Linked DNA regions of Homo sapiens: region 2 is linked to region 1. A link is an interaction called in ENCODE POLR2A ChIA-PET data of the cell type or tissue named here. Cell type or tissue: PC-3. All regions are shown on one strand.

What was found. Peaks named below come from ENCODE experiments on the same cell type or tissue, not always from the same donor. Only the 100,000 strongest peaks of a DNase experiment are listed, where the experiment ranks them.
Region 2: POLR2A ChIA-PET joins it to region 1 with 5 read pairs; 2 of 35 experiments call an interaction of 5 or more read pairs at or near these places.

Annotation. Positions count from the first base shown.
Region 1 is chr11:85,600,749-85,605,748 of GRCh38, reverse strand. All of the region lies in intron 2 of DLG2 (discs large MAGUK scaffold protein 2), which reads left to right. Among named protein-coding and RNA genes, the nearest start is that of DLG2, 24 kb to the left of the region's middle. In PC-3, no CTCF peak of the experiment used is centred here; no DNase peak of the experiment used is centred here.
Region 2 is chr11:85,758,164-85,763,163 of GRCh38, reverse strand. The region is part of intron 1 of SYTL2 (synaptotagmin like 2); the gene reads left to right. Among named protein-coding and RNA genes, the nearest start is that of SYTL2, 50 kb to the left of the region's middle. RefSeq lists an enhancer at 629-1,828. In PC-3, no CTCF peak of the experiment used is centred here; a DNase peak (open chromatin) is centred at 3,093; H3K27ac peaks cover 3,312 bases.

The DNA.
Region 1 (5,000 bases):
CCTTGGCATCCCAAAGTGCTGGTATTACAGGCGTGAGCCACCGCTCCCAGCCGTGATAGCATTCTTATACTCTGTTTTAATCTTTCACTTTGTTGGAATTTCCTAGTTAATTATCTTTATTTTGAGACTAAAATCTCTGTGAGGGTAGACTATTGCCTATTTTGTTCAGTACTGTGTTCCCAGTGTCTGGATATAGTAAGATAGTCAATAAATACTTGATTAATGGCTGAAATAACCTTTTTCTCTATCTACCAGACTTATAAAGGTAGGACCATTTTTATTTATATGTTACAAATACAAATTAAAAGACTAAATTTGAACATTTGTGATTCAACATTTAACCCTAGATTCTAAAATTCAGTGATACGATTTATGTCTGATTGGTCAAGTTTTATTTTATTTTTTCCATAAAAATATGCTCATCTCCATTTCTGGAGGATTAAGGGTGGTATTGTGGAGAGAACACTATACTTGGAATCAAAAGCTTTTGGATTAAGCTCCAAATCTGTTATTTAGTAGCTGTGTGATCTTGGACAAGCCACTCTGAGTTTCAGTTTCATGTAAAATAGGTATGACTTCTCAGTGGTGAGAATCAGATAAGATAATGCATTTAAAAGTTCTTTTTAAACTGTAAAAATGTTGAATAGATTTATGTAAAATAATTTCACTATTCTAAATGCTTTATTTTCCAAAATTTGCCTGTTAAATTCACCTTTTCTCTATTATACTTTGATCTGAGTTTTCCTAATGATACCACTGTATGTTCTGTAATTCTTCATTTTTTAAGCCATGGCAAATGATTTTATGTATCATCATTTTCTTTTCTCTAAAAGTTCATTTGTTAGCACTATTGCCAATCACTGTTTCAAATTTAAATTACCTGTCCCAAATTATTTATAACTTTCTGGTGATGCTATTCTTAAACCATGTACAATATAGAGTTGAACCTTAATTAACAGACACATGATTACCTACAGTTCTAATTATGTAACATTCACTATCCCTTGGTTGCATATTTCATGCAAAAATTTCTTATTTTAAAAAGTGATTCTCCCTTCCCCCCCATTTCCTCCTGTGCCTGCCCTCAAGTAATCCAAATTTAGCTTTTTTTTTTTCCTGTAGACTCAGGAGTCTTATGAAGGTAGAGTTTAATGAAGAAAACAGGAGAATTGAGGCAATTTAGATGAAAAATTCTCCACTTGGTTATTTGAACATCAATTAAAATATGAATCTTGACTTGCTTGGATAATTATCTCAGCTTTCCACTTTATTCAATTTATGGAGATTAGGTTAGGGATTTTTAATTTGTATGAAAAGATCCTTGCCATTTGTCTCATTTGTTTAATTTGTCATTTTTAGATTACCTTCAAACTTTCATTAACCAGAAATAAGGATTTGAGTAGAGAGAGTTGAAGAGCATAATAGAATTGACTCCAGGTGATGATCATTCTCAATAATCAAAAGCAGCATAAAAGGGCAGCCACAATTCCAGCCCTAGATGCTGGTGTGTGAAAGCCTAACTTGGAGACTTGATTATATACGACCTTTTAAAAATATTTTAGCATTTTTTATGTGTCAAATTTTTATCCTACAGCGATGAGAGGCATAGTAAGCTCTGCTGGTTTAGAAAACATCTAGCTGTTTTGAATCAATACAGTATTTTCCCTTTATAGTTATTGGATAAATATATGCTAAATGAGTGAGTGAAATTCCCCTTACTTATCTAATTATATTTGTAGATGTGATTGTGGGAATATTGTTAATACATTTTTGAGAATTGCTCTTAATTTTACTTATTTACTTAGAGACAGGGTATTTTACTTATTTATTTAGAGACAGGGTCTCACTCTGTAGCCCAGGCTGGAGTGCAGTAGCAGGATGGTGGCCCACTGAAGCCTCGAACTCCTGGGCTTAAATGATCCTCCCATCTCAGCCTTCTGAGTAGCTGGGAGTGCAGACGTGCACCACCACACCTGGCTAATTTTAAAATTTTGTTGTAGAGAAAGGGTTTTGCTCTGTTGCCCAGGCTGGTCTCGAACTCCCGGTCTCAAGCCATCCTTCCACCTTGGCCACCCAAAGTGCTGGAATTATAGGTGTGAGCCACCGTGCCTGGCCAAGAATTGCCCTTTAAAAGAATAAACGACTAGGGTAATACCTACAACAATGCCACAGAAGCTTAAAAAAAAAGGCTTTAGTTATAATTGTATTAAAAAAAAAAAGAGAGAGAAAAGAAAAAGGTGCTCAGCACTTGTAGGTTTCCCGAAAAATGTCGGCAGACTTTAATGAGGAAATGAAAAAGACTAAAGCTTTGGGCACTAGAGGTAATCACGTGATTAGAGCCCACAGATACATATAAGTAGAGAGAGAGGTATAGTATAATTATTGTATTGTTGATCACCTACAGTGGTAAGTAAAGTAACTATTTATATTTGTAAATAGTGTGTAGGGATGGGTTAGAAAGTGAGCCACCATCATTTTGGGGAAACTGCTGATTGTTTAATTATTGACAAAATGGGGATTAAAATATTTGTCCTTGATTCAGAGTTGTTAAAACATTACGCAAGTAAAGTGTGAAATCATTTTTAAAAATTAAAGTTTATGCAAATATATTAGCACACATTTATATCACCATTCTTTGTTAATATAAATTGGAGTGAGCTCTCTGTTCATCCACATTTATTTCTATATTTCTAATCTTACTAGATAGAAGAGGAGTAGTTACGCAATGTCCTCCTCCATCTCTTATTGCCCAATTGAAATTCTCATTTCCTTCAAGGGGATAAGCTTGAAGTTTGCTATGTTATATAGGAGTATTAGGGAAGGCCTTACTACTAAGATGATATATAAGCAGAGATATGAAAGAAGTGAAGGAGCAAGCTTTATGGATACCTGAGAGAAGAGTGTTATAGGCAGAATCACAAGTATAGAGGCCATGATATAGGAGAGTTCTTGATATATTTGAGAAACAGCATACTGTGGTTGGAGTAGATTGAGCAAGAGGAGAGGTCTAAGAGCTGAAGTCAGAGAGGTGGGCCTTTGCTCTGAGTGGGATGGGGAGACACTGGAGGGTTTGAGTTGAGGAATGACATAATCTAGTTGATGACTTGAAAGGATATTTTTGGCTATTGGGTTTAGAAAAGACTGTAGGCCAGCCTGGGCAACATAGTGAGACCTCATCTCTACAAAAAAATCAGAATTCAAAAAATGATTTGGGAGGATCACTTGAGCCTGGGAGGCTGATGCTGAAATGTGCAGTGATTGCCCCACTACATTCCCATCTGGGTGACAGAGAGAGATCCTGCTTAAAAGAAAACAAAAAACAAAACAAACAAACAAAGACAGAAAGAAAAAAGAAAAAAAAGAGAAAAGACTGTAGGAGGGCAAAGGTGACAGCATGTAAACTAGTAGAACATTGCAGTAATGTAGGGGATAGATGATGATGGGTTGTGCCAGGGTGGTGGCACTGGAGGTAGGGAGAAGTGATGGGATTCTGCATATAATTTGATGTTGGAGCCCACAGGATTTACTGATGGATAGATGTAGAGAATTAGAGAAAAGAATGAATGCTGACTTCAGGAATTTGGGTCTGAATAATTGGAAGGGTGAAAGATGGAGATACATTGGAGGAGAAGCAGACTGAGGGTGGGTGGATAAGATCTGGAGTTCAGTTTTGACAAGTGAAGTTTGAGATGCTTATTAGACATCCAAATGGAAATGTTGAGCATTCAGCTGGATATGAGTCTGGAATTCAGAGTAAAGTTCTGAGCTACAGATATACATTCGGAAGTCTTGAGGGTGCTGGTAATATTTAAAACTACGGAATTAGATAAGATTATCAAGGAAACTGGGTAAGATTATCCAGGGAGTAAGATTAAAGAAGTCTTACCATGTTCAGAGGTATTCTAAACATCTTAAGCCCTCATTGAGAAATTAGAGGGAACTAATAAATGTGATTGAGAAAGGGCATCCATGAAGTGGGAAAACAATCTGGGAGAGAGTGCTGCCCTGGAAATAATGGTGTGCTGGAGACGGCTCATGTCAGCTTGCAAGAGCTTATCATTAAATTTTCAGCAAATTTGCAAGACAATACAGCCATTTCAAAAATGTTAAAGCCTGGCACGGTGGCTGACACATGTAATCCCAGTGCTTTGGGAGGCCGAGGTGGGTGGATCACAAGGTCAAGAGATCAAGACCATCCTGGCCAACGTGGTGAAACCCTGTCTGTACTAAAAATACACAAATTAGCTGGGTGTGGTTGCACACACCTGTAGTCCCAGCTACTCAGGAGGCTGAGGCAGGAGAACTGCTTGAACCCAGAAGGCGGAGGTTGCAGTGAGCCGAGATCACGCCACTGCACTCCAGCCTGGGCAACAAAGTGAGACTCCATCTCAAAAAAAAAAAAAGTTAAACTCAACCACTTAAAAATTATGCATAAACTATGGACCAGGCATGGTGGCTCATGCCTGTAATCCCAGCACTTTGGGAGGTCAAGGCAGGAGGATTGCTTGAGGTCAGGAGTTCAAGACTAACTTGGGCAATGTAGGGAGACCCCATCACTAACAAAAATAATTACACATAAACTTAACTAAATTATATTAAAAAGTAATAAATACTCAACAGTCATCAATTCTTAATTATTTTTCATTTTCATACCATCTCTGCTCTTGAGTTATTTACATTGATTGTATTTGTGCGGTGGATAAGCTACATAATGGTATGCTGCTGTGCATCTTTTCTCAGATCCATGTTCAGAGACATCATGTTGGTACCTTGAAATTGGCCATGGTGGGAATATTTAGACTTTGGAAATTGCAAATGCTACAAATTTGGGCTTGATTTATTGTTTTGCTGATAAGAAAGTGATAAAGTAAATACTAATAATTTAAGCGCAAGTTAAAAGCATTTTGTGTCTGTTGCTGTTACATTGATATTAGTACAGAAATTGAGGAAATATTTGTCCACTATTCAAAAATTATTATCTGATTCAGTAAACAAATAAC
Region 2 (5,000 bases), 160 kb before region 1:
AAGAGAATATACCCATCATATGCATGAGATAACCAAGACTTAGAGAAGTCATTCAACTTATTCAAACCACAGAATGATGTGAAAGATCTGGAGCTGGAACCCATTGAATAATATTGACCTAGTTTTTCATTTATGGGCCCTAGAGCTATGTTCATGTTCAGGGGGAAATAGAAGCTCAATCCCCTTCCACCTGTGTTCATCATTTTTTTTTTTCATGAACACTTGAGTGCCTAGTAGATGCAAGACAGTGGCAAGAGCTGGGAATACAAATCACTGGGAGACACAAGCCTTGTTCATAAACTGGCAAGAGACAAACATGAGTAAGTAGGGATTTGAGACCGTGTGATGAGTACTGTGACTGATGAAGTCAGGTGCTAATTGAGCACATAGGAGGGGCACCTAAGCTGGCTTGGAGGGGTTAGGGAAGACTTTTGTGCAGTAAGTGACATGTAACTTGAGACCTAACAAGTATTAACCAGGGAAATGCTGTTCCAGGACGAAGGAACAGCACATGCAAAAGCCTGAAGGCAAGAAGAACTGGAAAATTTCAGAATGGCTGGAGCCTAAGGAAAAGAGCTTGGAGAGTAAAGCAGGTGCTAGTTCATGGAGAGTCCTACAGGCCGCTTAAGGATTTTGAGTTTTAGTCAATGGTCAGTGGGAAGTTGGTGAAGGATTTTAAGCCTGAGAATGTGTCTTGGTCAGAACTGAGTTTTAGAAAAATGACTCAGCATCATGCTGAATGGAGGATGGGTAGGAGAGGCTGAACCCAAGGAGAACTTGCCCCAGGAGTTCCTCCTGTGAACACATCAATAATATCTGTGAACAATGGGTATATTCACTCCTACCCTCCCTTCTTTACTGAGGTTATTGTGAGGCTCTGGTGAGAATGCAAGACACTGTAGTAGCCAAAATTCTTCCCTCACAGTTTAGCACTGAGGTTGCCCCCGTTCTGACTGCCGGGTCTGGGTCGGTGAGTCTCTTATACTTAAGCAGAGAATGAGGGTCCACAGAGACAGGGGTTTTGTTCTGCCTCGCTGATTGGAGGAATCTGTGTGAAGAGAAGAATTAAATGAAATGTCAATGTTGGGTTGGCTTATTCTGACACAACCATCAGCAAATGCCAGTCAGACATAAGCTTGGTGGCAAATGCCCCCCTCAGCCTCACTCTCCTCATGTGAAAAACACAGATAATAAGACCTACCTTGGGCTGGGTGTGGTGGCTCATGCCTGTAATCCCAATACTTTGGGAGGCCGAGGCCGGCAGATCACTTGAAGCCAGGAGTTCAAGACCAGCCTGTACAACGTGGCAAAGCTGCAACTCTACCAAAAATACAAAAATTAGCTGGGCATGGTCGTGGGCGCCTGTAATCCCAGCTACTTGGAAGGCTGAGGCATGAGAATTGCTTAAACCCAGGAGGTGGAAGTTGCAGTGAGCCGAGATTGTGTCACTGTACTACAGCCTGGGCAATGGAGTGAGACCCTGTCTCAATACATAAGACCTACCTCAGAGTGTCTTTGTGAGGATTCCATGAGAGGTATGTACAGCGCCACATGTGTAGAAGGGACCAAGTAAATGTTTGCTGCCTTTTTGTCTGGCTTTCTTTAATGCTGCTTCATCTCAGAGTAAAAGCCAGAAGTCTTACTGTCCTCACAAGGCCTAATACAGTCTTACCCGTGTCCTTTCCGGCCTCCTCTCCTCCTGCTCTCCTGGGGGCATTCTGGTGTACCAGCACTGGTCACCTTGCCATTTCTTGAATGTGCCAGACAACTCCCACCTCAGAACCCTGGGATATCTGCATGGCTTGTTTCCTCATCGCTGTCACGTTTTTGTTCAAATATCACCTTCTCAATGAGGCCTACCCTAACCACTCTCTTTAAAATTCCTACTCTCCCTGAGTTATTATTCTCCTCCCTTCCCTTTTTTGTTTTCCTCCATAGTTCTCATCACCTTCCAATGTGTTATAATTTAATTATTTGGTATTCAAAAACTTATTTTTATTATTTAGTTTGATTGTTTCCATCCATTGCCATATGAACTCCACAAAGGCAGGAAGTTTTTCTGTCTTGTTCCCTTGCTGCACCTCCAGTGCTTAGAATAGTGCCAGTCTCTCAATAAATCTTTGTCAAGTGAGTGAGGGAAATGTTCAGTTAGCTCCCATGCTGGACATCATCCAGAATATTAGGAGTTGGGTGAGCACCTCATACTGCAGAATCTTGATTGCCCTCTGAGGGCTCTCTTACAGTTTGATTGGGCACTGATTCCTACCTACCCAATTAAAAGGGAAGGGTTCCAGCCCTTCACTCCTTTGTAAAGTGGAAACATTGCCCTTTGCCTCACTAACAGCCTATTTTAAGGGAGAAATTTTAACCCTCAGAGCTTTGACACAGAAGCACTTGTTAGGTTGTATTCTGCTTGAAGGCGTGGAAGCCAATGTTGCCCATTTCAGCAACCCTGCCAGTTACCACTGCTAGACGACCTAAGTTTTTCATTGTTGTTGTTTTCTTCCTGTCCACCACTCCTTGAATTTAAAGTCTCACATCGAACCAACCAAATGGCAGTGTAAGACCTCATTGGGAACCTGGGTCCCAGAATGTGGCCTAAATCTATTTTCTTGCCAGCTTTTGAGATCTAAGGAAGTTACTGCACGTGAAAGAAAGGAAATAATTGAGATAGCCATCTCTTGGTGATATTGTATATTTGAATCAGGTTCATTTATTCATTTGCTCATTCTTTTATTTGTTCACATTCAGAGACTCACAATCAAGAGAGACTGAGAGTAGATCATCACAGCAGTGGATGTGTATTTGGAGGAGAAAGTGTTTGTATTAGCAGGTTCCTGCTGCGGGAGTATCGTATAACAACTCCCAAACCTCAGTGGCTTCCAACAACAAATACTTAGTTTTTTCTTTTATATCTATAGGTCAGCAGGGATACCTGCTTCAGGGAGGTCAGGTTCAGGTCTGTCCTTTTATCTCTTTCTGGAACCCAGGATGAAGAGGCAATGAATAACTGGGACAAGCTCTTCTCATGGCATGTGGCAGGAATACAAGAAGCCAGATCAAACCACAAAAGCACATTTACAGCCTATGCTTGCATCACATTTGCTAACATTCCATTGGCCAAAGCGAGTCACAGGCCAAGCCCAACATTAGGAGGATAGGGATGAATTCTTTGCTTACTCTGGTGGGAACATGATAGTATAGTTCTGTTACAGGGAGGAAATGAAGAGTTAGGAATAATCATTGAATCTGCTGCAACTTTAACTTGGGGTATGGAAGTTATGGAAGGCTTCATGGAGGTGGTAACTTTGATTTGTCTTGAAGGGTAAGTAGTTTTCAAGATGAACAAGCAGGTAGTAGCATATGCAAGCACATGCAAATTAAAAAGAAAATGAAGTAATGTCTTAATATTTATTTGAGTAATTACTGTGGACAGTATGCAGAGAGCTAGAGGAAATTAAAACAAAGGTCATTAGATTCCCTGTCAATGAAGCCCAAACTTCATGGGGGGAGATCAGAAAGAGACATAATACAAAAGAGAAATATATTACTAAGTATAGTCTTATTCAGCTGGATGGAAAAAAAGTGTGAACTCAGAGCGGAAGCTAGAATATAGTTTTAGTAGCTATTTTTGGTACAGAATGCAAGACATGTGCTCTTTTTATATTCATTATTTCATTTAATCCTTACAATCTGTGAGGGACATCCTAATGTCAAGCACAAATGAGAAAACAGCTTCACAGTGGTCGGTAACTTGCCCAATGACTTATAGCTAGTAAGTGGTAGAAGGATAACTTCCCAGTAATTCTGTTTTTCAAGTAATTAATTTTTATAAATTTTATTCACTAATGTACATACTGTTTTATTCTTAAGTGGGGCTGCTTTAAAATTTTTTTTTCTTTCTTTTTTTTTTTTTTTGATAAGGAGTCTCACTCTGTCACCCAGGCTGGAGTGCAGTGGTGTGATCCCGGCTCACTGCAACCTCCGCCTCCCGGGTTCAAGAGATTCTCCTGCCTCAGCCTCCTGAGTAGCTGGGATTACAGGCGTGTGTCACCACACCCAGCTAATTTTTGTATTTTTTAGTAGAGACGGGGTTTCACCATGTTGGTCAGGCTGGTCTCGAACTCCTGACCTCAGGTGATCCACCCACCTTGGCCTCCCAAAGTGCTAGGATTACAGGCATGAACCACTGCACCCAGCCTGCTTTAAAATTTACTAAAGGTTTTTAGTGTGTATGTTCAGCACTGCACTTGTTAAAAGTGCCCCAACCTTGAGTGGATCACCTCCGAATTTCTGTAGGGCTGTGTCATTCTTCACTTCTCACTTCCTTCCCATTACATATGTATTGAAGATGCCTCAAAGAAAATAGGATTCTTGCACATTGTGCAACTGAAAAATCCTCACTTTGGATGGTGAGGTGTTTTGAAACTCTGCCTCTTCCTTTCCTCCAGTTTATATACACACACAGGTAGGTGTTTTTCCCCTGAGAAATGAAAGTAGACAAGCTTGTTAGGTTCCTCTAGGTCCAGCAAAGGTTAGCAGTGAGACTGGATGAAGAATAACAATTCTCACTCTTCTGCAAACTATCTCTATCTAATACTAGTTCTCCTGTTAATATGGAGCACATATATAGTACAGTGGAATATTCTTACTTGTGAAGAGGTGAGCATTTAAAATTTTTATTTCTAGATTCTTGCTTGACCACTGGAATCACATATCCCTGATCTTACTGACCTTTAACATGACTTTTTAGCCTAGCATCCCCAGAGTTTGCAGAGAGAGAACCAGTTCATTTTTGCAACCATCCTTTACTCAGGTGGATCGTTAAACACTGACAGGCATTTTTGTGGGTTCTCCATCTTGGCCGTCTGGAATAGGGTTGAAGCATGTTTCATGACCCATTTACCATTTGCTCAGGAAGCTGGCTGAACTGGTTTCCTTGATCTCAGAGACCATCTCGCATGGCCATTTAAAAATCTTGTAGTAATGAGTAGTGCTTA